Regions from separate parts of the Homo sapiens genome. Here region 1 is linked to region 2. Evidence: read pairs that join two places in POLR2A ChIA-PET (ENCODE). Cell type or tissue: HepG2. All regions are shown on one strand. Links, peaks and the distances in the headings refer to the core of each region. The heading gives the core; the rest is flanking DNA.

Region 1 (5,340 bases), core at 1-5,000, 56 kb before region 2:
TAATGTTATGAAATGTCTGTATAAAATATGTAGATGCGAATATCAAGGCAGGGAACAACAAACTTCAGAAACATGGTTATTTCAAGAGAAGGATGCTTGGCAAAAAGATATGAACAATTTCACAAAACTCCAAATAGTCCCTTTAAAACACATTTTAATTTGAAATTTCTTCTGAGAAATCCTTTTTTATCTTAAGGTTTAACAGTAGGCACTGCACAGTATCTCACTGCATCACTGACAAGGTATTAACTTCCTGTTTAGTCGTAATTATAGGTGAAACAAGCATGCGTGTTCATTACACAAGGTACTAAGAATGGATTGAATATTACTAATTTTCTTTCGATCACCACTGAAGGTAAAGTCACTTAACATTATTCAAAGCCATTCTTTTGTAAGCATTATTTAAAAATGGGCAAAGAAACCCAAATTTAGATTTGAAGCTCTGCTCCATGAAAGCAAGAAGGGTGTTTTATGGACATTAAAACAAACAAAACAAACAAACAAACAAAAAAAACAAAGATTAACAGCCAAACAGCTGCCCAGTAGTAGAAAACATTCAATTACACATTAGCCATGAAATTACAGCAAGGTTAGGATTAATGTAAGTATTTCATACTGAAAAAGGTACAAGAAATCATGATTCACAATTGACAAACATTTAAATACGACAAATTCAGCTATGAAAAGTTGAAGGTCTCTTTTACAATAGATTATGTTGAAAGTATCATTAGGAGATAAAAATCAGATGTTTCAACAAAGTATAAAAATACTTCCCTAAACTTTTCCCTTCCCTACATAACAAGGTTGAGGATACAATTCTGAATAAATCTTATCTAATAAGAGAAACTGGGCAGTAAGATATTTGGTGAATGCATTCATTTTTAATTATGAAATAACACTGCTATGGTAGCAAGCTCAAGACCACAACATTTCCAAGAATGGAGAGTTTTATTTCATTAATTTCAAAATACTGGTTTTGGCAAGGGGAATTAAGTCATTATAATAAAAGACAAATCACATTGTAATAATACTAGTACAAAAAATACAGTATAGAAAATTTATTTTAAATACCTCCCCTACTAGATCTAATATTCTTGAAAGGTAAATTACAAAGTGACAAACAACTATTCATGTGTTTACATGCTTATTTTCACCACTGAACGCAGAGATTACCATAGATAAGGACCATCTTCCTCATTTATTCCCTGGGACTAGAATACTACGTCTAATGCAGATTAGGACCTTTACTCCCTTGTATCTGTGGTTCTTAATCAGAGAGGAGCTTCAGAATCACCTAGAAAATTTTCAAAATTATGTGTTTCCAGGGAAAATGATTTAGTAAGTCTAAGACCCCCATGCAGCTGTATTTTTTTTTTTAAATTCTAAACAATCTGACATTTAAAAATAAGTAAACAAGTATAACTGGATTGTAACACAAAGGATAAATGCTCGAGGTATATACCCCATTTACCCTGATGTGATTATGCATTGCATACCTGTATCAAAATATTTCATGCAACCCATAAATATATACACCAACTATGTACCCACAAAATTTTTTTAAAAACTCCAAATGTTCTGGAATATAAATGTAATTCATGTCACACCCAACAATATATAATATTCAGTAAGCTCTTCTATACGCTAACAGATACAAGAAAACTGCTATTTAAAAAAAGAATGCAAAAACCAACCTAGGTTTGAGATTTTAATCTGAAACATTTTTTTATCTCAGTGTTACGAACCTAGTTTCTTTTTTAATAGATAGATTATAGCAACATGCTGTGGAGAATCCTCAAAGATTGCCTGTCTTGGATAAAAAGGGTCACCTAAACTCAGGGGCAAAGTTTGACAGAGCAATCTAGTGACACAGTAGTTCATCCCAGTGATGGAGCATTCAACTTTTTATTTGTATAAATAACAAAAACTAGAATCAACACTGCAGATGAGCATGATGAAAGAAAAGTATGCAGTGTCAGTAATGCATCCTTTTTCAAATTAAACAAATACTGAGGTCCTATTATTATCAGCATCCTTCAGTCACAACTATCCTACACAGAAAGTGAGCTGGCTATCAACAAGCTTTGAGGACCATATATGAAACACATGCAAGACAGTTTACCCAGCCTATATACTAGTTGGGGACAATAAATATATTTTGTTCACTCTAAGACATCCTAAGCAGTTAACTGGCACATGTTAGTTTTCAGTGCTTGAAGAGACTACCCCAAAAGAATTAAATCCACTTCTACTTTCAAAATATTATTAGCCAAAATCTTAACTCACAAATTAGCTATAACCTAAGAGTAAAGCTAACTCCCAATTACTTAGATGTATAAGTGGGAGAGCAAAGCAGCTTATTTCAGGTAACAAACTAAAATCACATACATTATAAAACAGGAATTGAAGGGCCAGGCCACGTGGTGGCTCACGCCTGTAATCCCAGCACTTTGGGAGGCTGAGGCGGGTGGATCACGAGGTCAGGAGATCAAGACCATCCTGGTTAACACGGTGAAACCCTGCCTCTACTAAAAAAACAAAAAAATTAGCCGGGGGTGGTGGTGGGCGCCTGTAGTCCCAGCTACTCAGGAGGCTGAGGCAGGAGAATGGCGTGAACCCAGAAGGCAGAGCTTGCAGTGAGCTGAGATCGCGCCACTGCACTCCAGCCTGGGTAACACAGTGAGACTCCGTCTCCAACAACAACAAAAAAAGGAATTGAAATGGTTCAAAAAAGAGCTTGAGCTTTTGGTGCCTATCTGATTTGAATCCCAGTCACTTACTAGTTGTGTGACTAGACGACTATTTCTCTGAGCCTGTTACTTCATCTATAAAATTCTCACATCTATCCCACATGGTTGTCTTGAGGATTAAATGAGTTAGGGTTTAGATGAGACTGCATTGTCTTAACTACTGTAATAGATAATACTATATGCAAAAGTAAACCGTTCTGAATGACAAAAAAAAACTAAAGGATGATATCAAACTGTAGTTGTTAAGAGCACATACTCTGGACCAGGCTGCCTAGGTTCTAATCCCAACTGTCACAACATGAACCTGGGTCATCTTCTTAACCTCTATGCCTAAGTTTTTCAATTTCGAGATGGAGATAATCTTGAAATTATCTCAGTGGAAGTGGTGGTAGGAGGGAAACGAAGATCAAATGAGAGTTTTTTAACCCTTTACCCATGGTTTCCCTGCTAGCCGCTTGCTTATAATCATATATAAACACTAAAGTCATACTTCCAGAAATAAAAACCCTTACGAAAACTTAACAGGGTGTATACAATGAAAACATGAGCTATTCTTTTAGGCTTGGTTCACATATTTATCTTCAAACGTCCCTAAAACACATATATTGTAGTCCCTGTTTAATGGGAGTGGTAAAATTGTCTACAGCTCTCAATACCAATCAACTTGGAGTGCCACTTTTAACTCCTGTTGTTTAATAGCCCTATTTAAGACCATATTACAGCTCGTTCAAATAAAGAATACAGGAAAAAAGTTGATTGGTCTAACAGTCAAAAAACTTACTCCAAGAACACAGCTGAAGCAAAGTATAAATTCAAAAGCTCGATCAAATGGACTAAAGGTTAAAACTATTCCAATAATCATTTCAGTAAAATATTAACGAGGAATACAGATATATCATAATACTTGAAATGTGGGACCTTCAGACAAGAATAAATTCGAAATAGGTACGTAACACAAGCATACCATACTGACATCAATGGCTACTTGACCCCATATTTCTAGAAGAGGTGCCTAAACCGAAGAGCATTCCAGTTCAGAGCTGTCCACTCACTAAAATTGTTGGATGTGGAATGTTTGAAAGTTGCCTCATGTGATTTTAACATTAACAGCTGAAAAACCAAACCACATGCACACGTCAAAGTTTCTGTAAGTTGAATCAATAATGTTCACATAAACACTGGTTTTTCCAATATGCCAAGTTTTTATGTTGTGTCTATATTACATAAATCTTCAAAATATTTACAAAAGGAGACAACCTGGTTAACTAAGAGTACTAAACTAGAAATCAAAGTTCTTAAACAAAAACGATTTTTAAAAATTATAAATTGTGATATTAAAATAGCAGTAATAACTAGGAGTGTCATGTGCCAAGAGCCTGTTCAAATTTGCACATTAATCCATTTAATCGTCAAAACAAATCTAGGAACTTAAAATTTGTTTTGTTCACTGCTGCCACCCCAATGTCTAAAACAGTGCCTGGTACATATTAGGCACACAGTCATTTATTGTTCATATTACAACAGATACCCTTCTTATAGAGGCACATAAACTTGCCCAGAGCTAGAATTCTAACTGGAGCATTTCTGCTCCAATGTTTACACTCTTAACCACTGTTATATTGTCTCTCTAAAGCTTTTAAATCATTTAAGTGGTGTCACAGCAGCTGGGTATGACCTGTAAGAGAAAAAAAATCAGAGGCCTTCCTTTAACGTGTTCTGTTCCACATGCACAAAAAGCTATGGATCTGGTACTATTCCACATTTTAGTGGCCTGAACTAATTCCAACAGAAAAGATTTTTATTTGTACTGAATGTTATGCTCTTTGTGTAAACCACACTGTAACATACAACTAGGCTTCTCCAATATGTTCCTGGCCTTTAAAGTGGTCACAAAAAGAGGTAATTATTTCAAAATAATTTTTACTTTAATCCTTAACTCCTAAAAAGCGTTTCTTCCTCTTTTCTTTCATTTCACAAAGATTTAAATTTGTATTTCGCATAACCCAAAATGACGATGTTATGAAGGCCCAAAACAAAATTCACGATTTCATATCAATACATACTAAGAGTGAAGATTTAAACCTTCCTCTTTCATGAAACACCAATCTTGCCAAATAAACTCCAGTCATAATTAAATACAGGCAAATGTAGTATCAGGTCTATTTTAGTAAAGGCAAATTCTTGCCATTCCTCTCAGAACTCTTTTTAAAAAAGTAATCTATTAAAACCAAAGTTTCTAACACTCACCGACACTCCACAATTTTTCTAGTAAGGCTGAATTTATTCCATGACATTTTTTTCAAGTTAGCTGTAAACACTCCACCCTCTTCGATTGTGCAACAACCAAACACATCACACAAATACAAGTCACAAAAAAGGGAAATACAGTTTAAGAGTTTGAATTTAGGTAAGTTTTGAGCAGAGGATCTTAGAGCAGTGCACAACGCGATATAAAAGTTAACATTTAACAAATCATATTAATTCACATTATTACGAAAGGAGATGCCGGAAAGAGCCTGAACCAGTTAAAGCAGCCGCCATCTTAAAATGCGGGATAGAAGTTAGAGCAAGAAAATGAGACTAAACCACC
Region 2 (5,833 bases), core at 333-5,332:
TAGGAATTATCTCAAATGCCAGTTTATTGGAGTACAAACTCAATTAGGCTAAAACTTACTGAGGTCTTGGTTTATGTAAGTCTCTGTTAAAGGGTAGGGAGTTAGGGATTTTTTGTTTAGTTGGGGAGGAGACAAATATTTACCTAACTATATAGTTTTAAGGCAGAATGCATTAATAGTTTGAATTGTGTTCTGTAGTTTTTACTGAGTGGGTTCCTACTTCATTCGTTTCTCCCAGCAATCCTATGAAGTTAGAAGACTCTTTACTTTTCTTTGTGCCTTGAAAATTCTGCGCTCAAGTGCTTGAGCTCCTGGCTTCTCATTCGTTAGGTCTCTGCTTAAAGGTTCTTTTTTCAGAAACCTTCCCTGACCCCTTACCTAAAATTGCAGCCACCCTACTGCTTTGCCCCAGGTTAGTTTTTCTCTTATGTCATCCTTTATTTCCTTTATAACAGTTACTATAGTCTGTGATCATCTTGTTTATTTGTTCACTTGTTTATAGTCTCTGTCCTCTGAAATATATACCCTATGAGAGAAGGGACCTTATCTATTAGCCTGTATCCCCACATAGTGCAGTTTGTGGAGTGTGGTAGGTACTAAGTAAATATTGTTGAACAAATGAGCTTACAGTTGTTATTCCTGCTTTACAGACAAAAGAAACCTGGTTCCAAGTATATGAAAATCTGGATTTATACCACAGATAAACTGAATTAGTTGTTTACTGAAGTCCTGTTATGTGCAAATTACTAAGCACTGGTTACATAGATATAAATAAGACAGCTACTGTATTTGCATTTAGCACAGTATCTCTACATAGTAGGTGTATTAGTCTGTTTTCACACTGCTATAAAGGTAACTACTCAAGAGGCCAGGTGCTGTGGCTCATGCCTGTAATCCCAGTACTTTGAGAGGCCAAGGTGGGCAGATCATGAGGTCAGGAGATCGAGACCATCCTGGTCAACATGGTGAAACCCCATCTGTACTAAAAATACAAAAAAATTAGCTGGGTTTGGTGATGCACACCTGTAATCCCAGCTACTCAGGAGGCTGAGGCAGGAGAATCACTTGAACCCCTGAGGTGGAGATTGCAGTGAGCCAAGATCATGCCACTGCACTCCAGCGTGGTGACAGAGTAAGACTCCATCTGGAAAAAAAAAAAAGATAATACCCAAGAATGGGTAATTTATAAAGGAAAGAGGTTTAGTTGACTCACAGTTCTGCATGGCTAGGTAGGCCTTAGGAAACTTACGGTCATGGTAGAAGGGAGCGCAGACACCTTCTTCACAAGGAGGCTGGAGAGAGAAGAGTGAGGAGTGAAAGGGCAAGAGCCCCTTATAAAACCAGATCTCATGCGAACAGCATGGGGAAAACCACTCCCATGATCCAATCACCTCCCACCAGTTTCCTCCCTCAACATGTGGAAATTATGGGGATTATAAGAGGTGAGATTTGGGTGGGGACACAGAGCCAAGCCATATTATTCCACCCCTGGCTCCTCCCAAATTTCACATTCATTTTGCATTTCAAAATCAATCATGCCTTCCCAACAGTCCTCCAGAGTCTTAATTCATTTCATCATTAACTCAAAAGTCCACAGTACAGAGTCTCATCTGAAACAAGGCAAGTCCCTTCCACCTATGAGCCAGTAAAATAAAACATAAGTTAGTTCCTTTTAAGATACAATGGCAGTACAGGCACTGGGTAAATACACCTATTCCAAATGGGCAAAATTGGCCAAAACAGAAGGGCCACAGGGCCCATGCAAGTCTGAAATCCAGTGGGGCAGTCATTAAATCATAAAGCTCCAAAATGTTCTCCTTGACCCCATGTCACATCTGGAGAACACTGATGCCAGGGGTAGGCTCCCATGGCCTTGGGCAGCTCCTTCAAGGGCTGGCATCGAGTGCCTGCGGCTTTTCCAGATGCATGGTGCAAGCTGTTGTTAGATATACCATTCTGGGGTCTGGAGCAGGTAGCCGCCTTCTCATGGCTCTGCCAGGCAGTGACACAGTGGGGACTCTGTGTGAGGGCTCCAACCCCACATTTCCCCTTTGCACTGCCCTAGCAGAGGTTCTCCATGAAGGCTCCACCCCTGCAGTAGACTTCTGCCTGGACATCCAGGTGTTTCCATACATCCTTTGAAATCTAGGGTGAAGTTCCCAAACCTCAATTCTAGACTTCTATGCACCCACAGGCCCAACACCACATGGAAGCCACCAAGGCTTGTGGCTTGCTCCCTCTGAAGCAGTGGCTCAAGCTGTATGTTGGCCCCTTTTAGCCATGGCTGGGACACAGGGCATCAAGTCCCAATACTGCACAAAGCAGCAAAGCCCTGGGCCTGGCCCACAAAACCATTTTTTCCTTCTAGGCCTCTGGGCCTGTGATGGAAGGGCCTGCTGTGAAGACCTCTGACATGTCCTGGAGACATTTTCCCCATTGTCTTGGCAATTAATATTTGGCTCCTTGTTACTTATGCAAATTTCTGCAGCCAGCTTGAATTTCTCCCCAGAAAATGGGTTTTTCTTTTTTTTGGGGGGGCGGGGGGAAGGAGGGGGACAGAGTCTCACACTGTCACCCAAGCTGGAGTGCAGTGACACAATCTCAGCTTGCTGCAACCTCCGCCTCCTGGGTTCAAGTGATTCTCCTGCCTCAGCCTCCCGAGTAGAACTACAGGTGTGCACCACCATGCCCAGCTAATTTTGTATTTTTAGTAGAGACGGGGTTTCACCATGTTGGCCAGGACGGTCTCGATGTCTTGACCTCATGATCTGCCCGCCTCAGCCTCCCAAAGTGCTAGGATTACAGGCATGGGCCACCAGCACCCAGCTGGGTTTTTCTTTTCTGTTGCATCATCAGACTGCAAATTTTCCAAACTTTTATGCTCTGCTTCCCTTTTAAACCTAAGTTCCGATTTCAGGTCATCTCTCTCTCAAGTTTCATCAGTCTCTTGGGCAGGGGCAAAATGCCACCAGTCTGTTTGCTAAAGCATAGCAAGAGTGACCTTTGCTCCATTTCCCAGTAAGTTCCTCATCTCCAGCTGAGACCACGTCAGCCTGGATGTTATTGTCCATATCACTGTCAGCATTTTGGTCAAAACCATTCAATAAGTCTCTAGGAAGTTCCAGACTTTCCCACATCTTACTGTCTTCTGAGCCCTCCAAAGTGTTCCAACCTCTGCCAGTTACCCAGTTCCAAAATTGCTTCCACATTTTCAGGTATCTTTATAGCAGTACCCAACTCTCTGTTGTAGCAATTTACTGTATTAGCTTTCACACTGCTATAAAAGAAATAAAAACATAAAATAAAAATACTACCCCAAACTGGGTAATTTATAAAAGAAATAAGTTTAATTGACTCACAGTTACGCATGACTAGGGAGGCCTCAGGAAACTTACAATTATGGTGGAAGGGGCACCTTTTTCACGAGGCAGGAGAGAAGAGTGAAGAGCAAAGCAGGAAGAGCCCATTTTAAAACCAGATCTCATGAGAACTCACTATCAGGAGAACAGCATGGGGGAGATTGCCTTGATGATTTAATCACCAACCACCAGGTTCCTCCCTTGACGTGGGGATTATGGGATTACAATTTGAGATGAGATTTGGATGGGGACACAGAGCCAAACCATATTAGTAGATACTTAATAATTATATAGTAAATATTTAATTTTTATAGTAATAATTATATAGTAAAAATTTGTTTAACAATGAGAAATTGATTTATTCTTTCAGAAAATGTTTAGTAAGCACTTAATAAAAATCAGAAGGGGGGGATTGATTGGGAAAGTACTACAAGAGCAAACTTTCTGGGGCAATGGAAATGTATTTTGTCTTAGGTGGTGTTTATAGGTCCATATAGTTACAAAACTCATCAAACTGAGCGCTTCACAAACACAAAGCTTGGCCAGGTGCGGTGGCTAATGCCTGTAATCTCAGCACTTTGGGAGGCTGAGGCAGGCAGATGGGAGTTTGAGACCAGCCTGGCCAACATGGTGAAACCCCATCTCTACTAAAAATATAAAAATTAGCAGGGCGTTTTGGCAGGCACCTGTAATCCTAGTGACTCAGAAGGCTGAGGCAGGAGAATCGCTTGAACCCGGGAGGCAGAGGTTGCAGTGAGCCAAGATCATGCCACTGCACTCCAGCTTGGGCGACAGAGCGAGACTCCATCTCAAAAACAAACAAACAAAAAGCACAAAGCTCAATAAACTGAACTGTAAATTAAACACTTCAAACAAAAGTAAGTTAAATAAATTGAGCCAGACGTTATATAGACACTGGGGACACAGATGATCAGACAAATAAGGTCCCTGCCCTTGTATCTCTCTTTTTCTTTTATTTTTTATTTTTTTTATTTTTTTGAGATAGAGTCTCTTCTCTGTCTCCCAGGCTGGAGTGCAGTGGTGAGATCTTACCTCACTGCCACCTCCACTTCCGGGATTTAAGTGATTCTCCTGCCTCAGCCTCCTGAGTAGCTGGGATTACAGGCGTGTGCCACCATGCCCAGCTAATTTTCTGTATTTTTAGTAGAGTTGGGATTTCACCATGTTGGCCAGGCTGGTCACGAACTCCTGACCTCAAGTGATCTGCCCACCTCAGCCTCCCTTAGTGCTGGAATTACAGGCGTAAGCCACCACGCCCAGCCCCCTTGTATCTCTTATATTGTGAGTGGGGAACATGATAGGTAGATGCAGCCATTAAAATTTATGTTTCCAACTGATATTAAGGAGTTGGGGAAATAATATAATAATCTGACATACCATTAAGTGAAAAATGCAATATAGCCTTATTTTTTAAGCATTTACAGCCTATGTATTTACATACCAAAAAAGAGATACATTTACCAAATAAATACATAAATGTTATTTTTTATAATCCTAAGACAAAAATAAATAATATGCTGAATAAAATACATTATTTTATACAAAAATTTGCTTGGTGTGGTGGCGCACGTCCATAATCCCAGCTATTTGGGTGGCGGAGGCACAAGAATCACTTGAACCTGGGAGGCAGAGGTTGCAGTGAGCCAAGATCATGCCACTGCACATCAGCCTGGGTGACAGAGTGAGACTATCTCATTAAAAAAAAAATATATTTTAAATTATTTTATTTGGTCAGGCACGGTGGCTCACGCCTGTAATCCCAGCACTTTGAGAGGCCAAGGTGGGTGGATCACCTGAGGTCAGGAGCTTGAGACCAACCTGACCAACACGGTGAAACCCCATCTCTACTAAAATACAAAAATTAGCTGGGTGTGGTGGCGTGCGCCTATAATCCCAGCTACTCGGGAGGTCACTGAGGCACGAGAATCGCTTGAACCCGGGCAGTGGAGATTGCAGTGAGCTAACACGACACACACTCCAGCCTGGGAAACAGAGCGAGACGCTGTCTCAAAAAAAAAAAAAAAAAATTTTTTTTGCACATTATTTACAGTTAGTAATATTTTCCTTTCAAAGTATCTAAAATATCTGTAATAGCTGAACATATATCAAACAGATCTATAGAGACTAGCACATGTAAAATTTTTTTTAAGTTTCTTGTTTGATTCTTCTGTATTTTATCTTTCTTCATATAAAATCAGCCTTAATTGACAGAGAAATATTCTATGTACTCATTCATATGTGGGAACTAAAAAAGTTGATCTCATGGAGATAGTCAAATGGTAGTTACCAGAGGCCAGGAAGGGTAGGGAGGGAGAGAATGAAGAGAGGTTGGTTAATGGGCACTATAGTACGGTTATATAGAAAAAGTTCTAGTATTCAATAGCATAATAGGGTGACTATTGTTATCAGTAATTTTAGTGTATATTTCAAAATAGGAGAGAAAATTTGGAATG

Evidence for each region. ChIA-PET counts read pairs that join two places held together with the same protein. Peaks named below come from ENCODE experiments on the same cell type or tissue, not always from the same donor. Only the 100,000 strongest peaks of a DNase experiment are listed, where the experiment ranks them.
Region 1: POLR2A ChIA-PET joins it to region 2 with 5 read pairs; 34 of 35 experiments call an interaction of 5 or more read pairs at or near these places.

Annotation. Positions count from the first base shown.
Region 1 is chr4:102,820,242-102,825,581 of GRCh38, forward strand. All of the region lies in intron 2 of UBE2D3 (ubiquitin conjugating enzyme E2 D3), which reads right to left. Among named protein-coding and RNA genes, the nearest start is that of UBE2D3, 4.6 kb to the right of the region's middle. RefSeq lists an enhancer at 4,957-5,340. In HepG2, for the core only: no CTCF peak of the experiment used is centred there; no DNase peak of the experiment used is centred there; H3K4me3 peaks cover 2,197 bases.
Region 2 is chr4:102,875,602-102,881,434 of GRCh38, forward strand. All of the region lies in intron 1 of CISD2 (CDGSH iron sulfur domain 2), which reads left to right. Among named protein-coding and RNA genes, the nearest start is that of CISD2, 9.5 kb to the left of the region's middle. In HepG2, for the core only: no CTCF peak of the experiment used is centred there; a DNase peak (open chromatin) is centred at 2,980.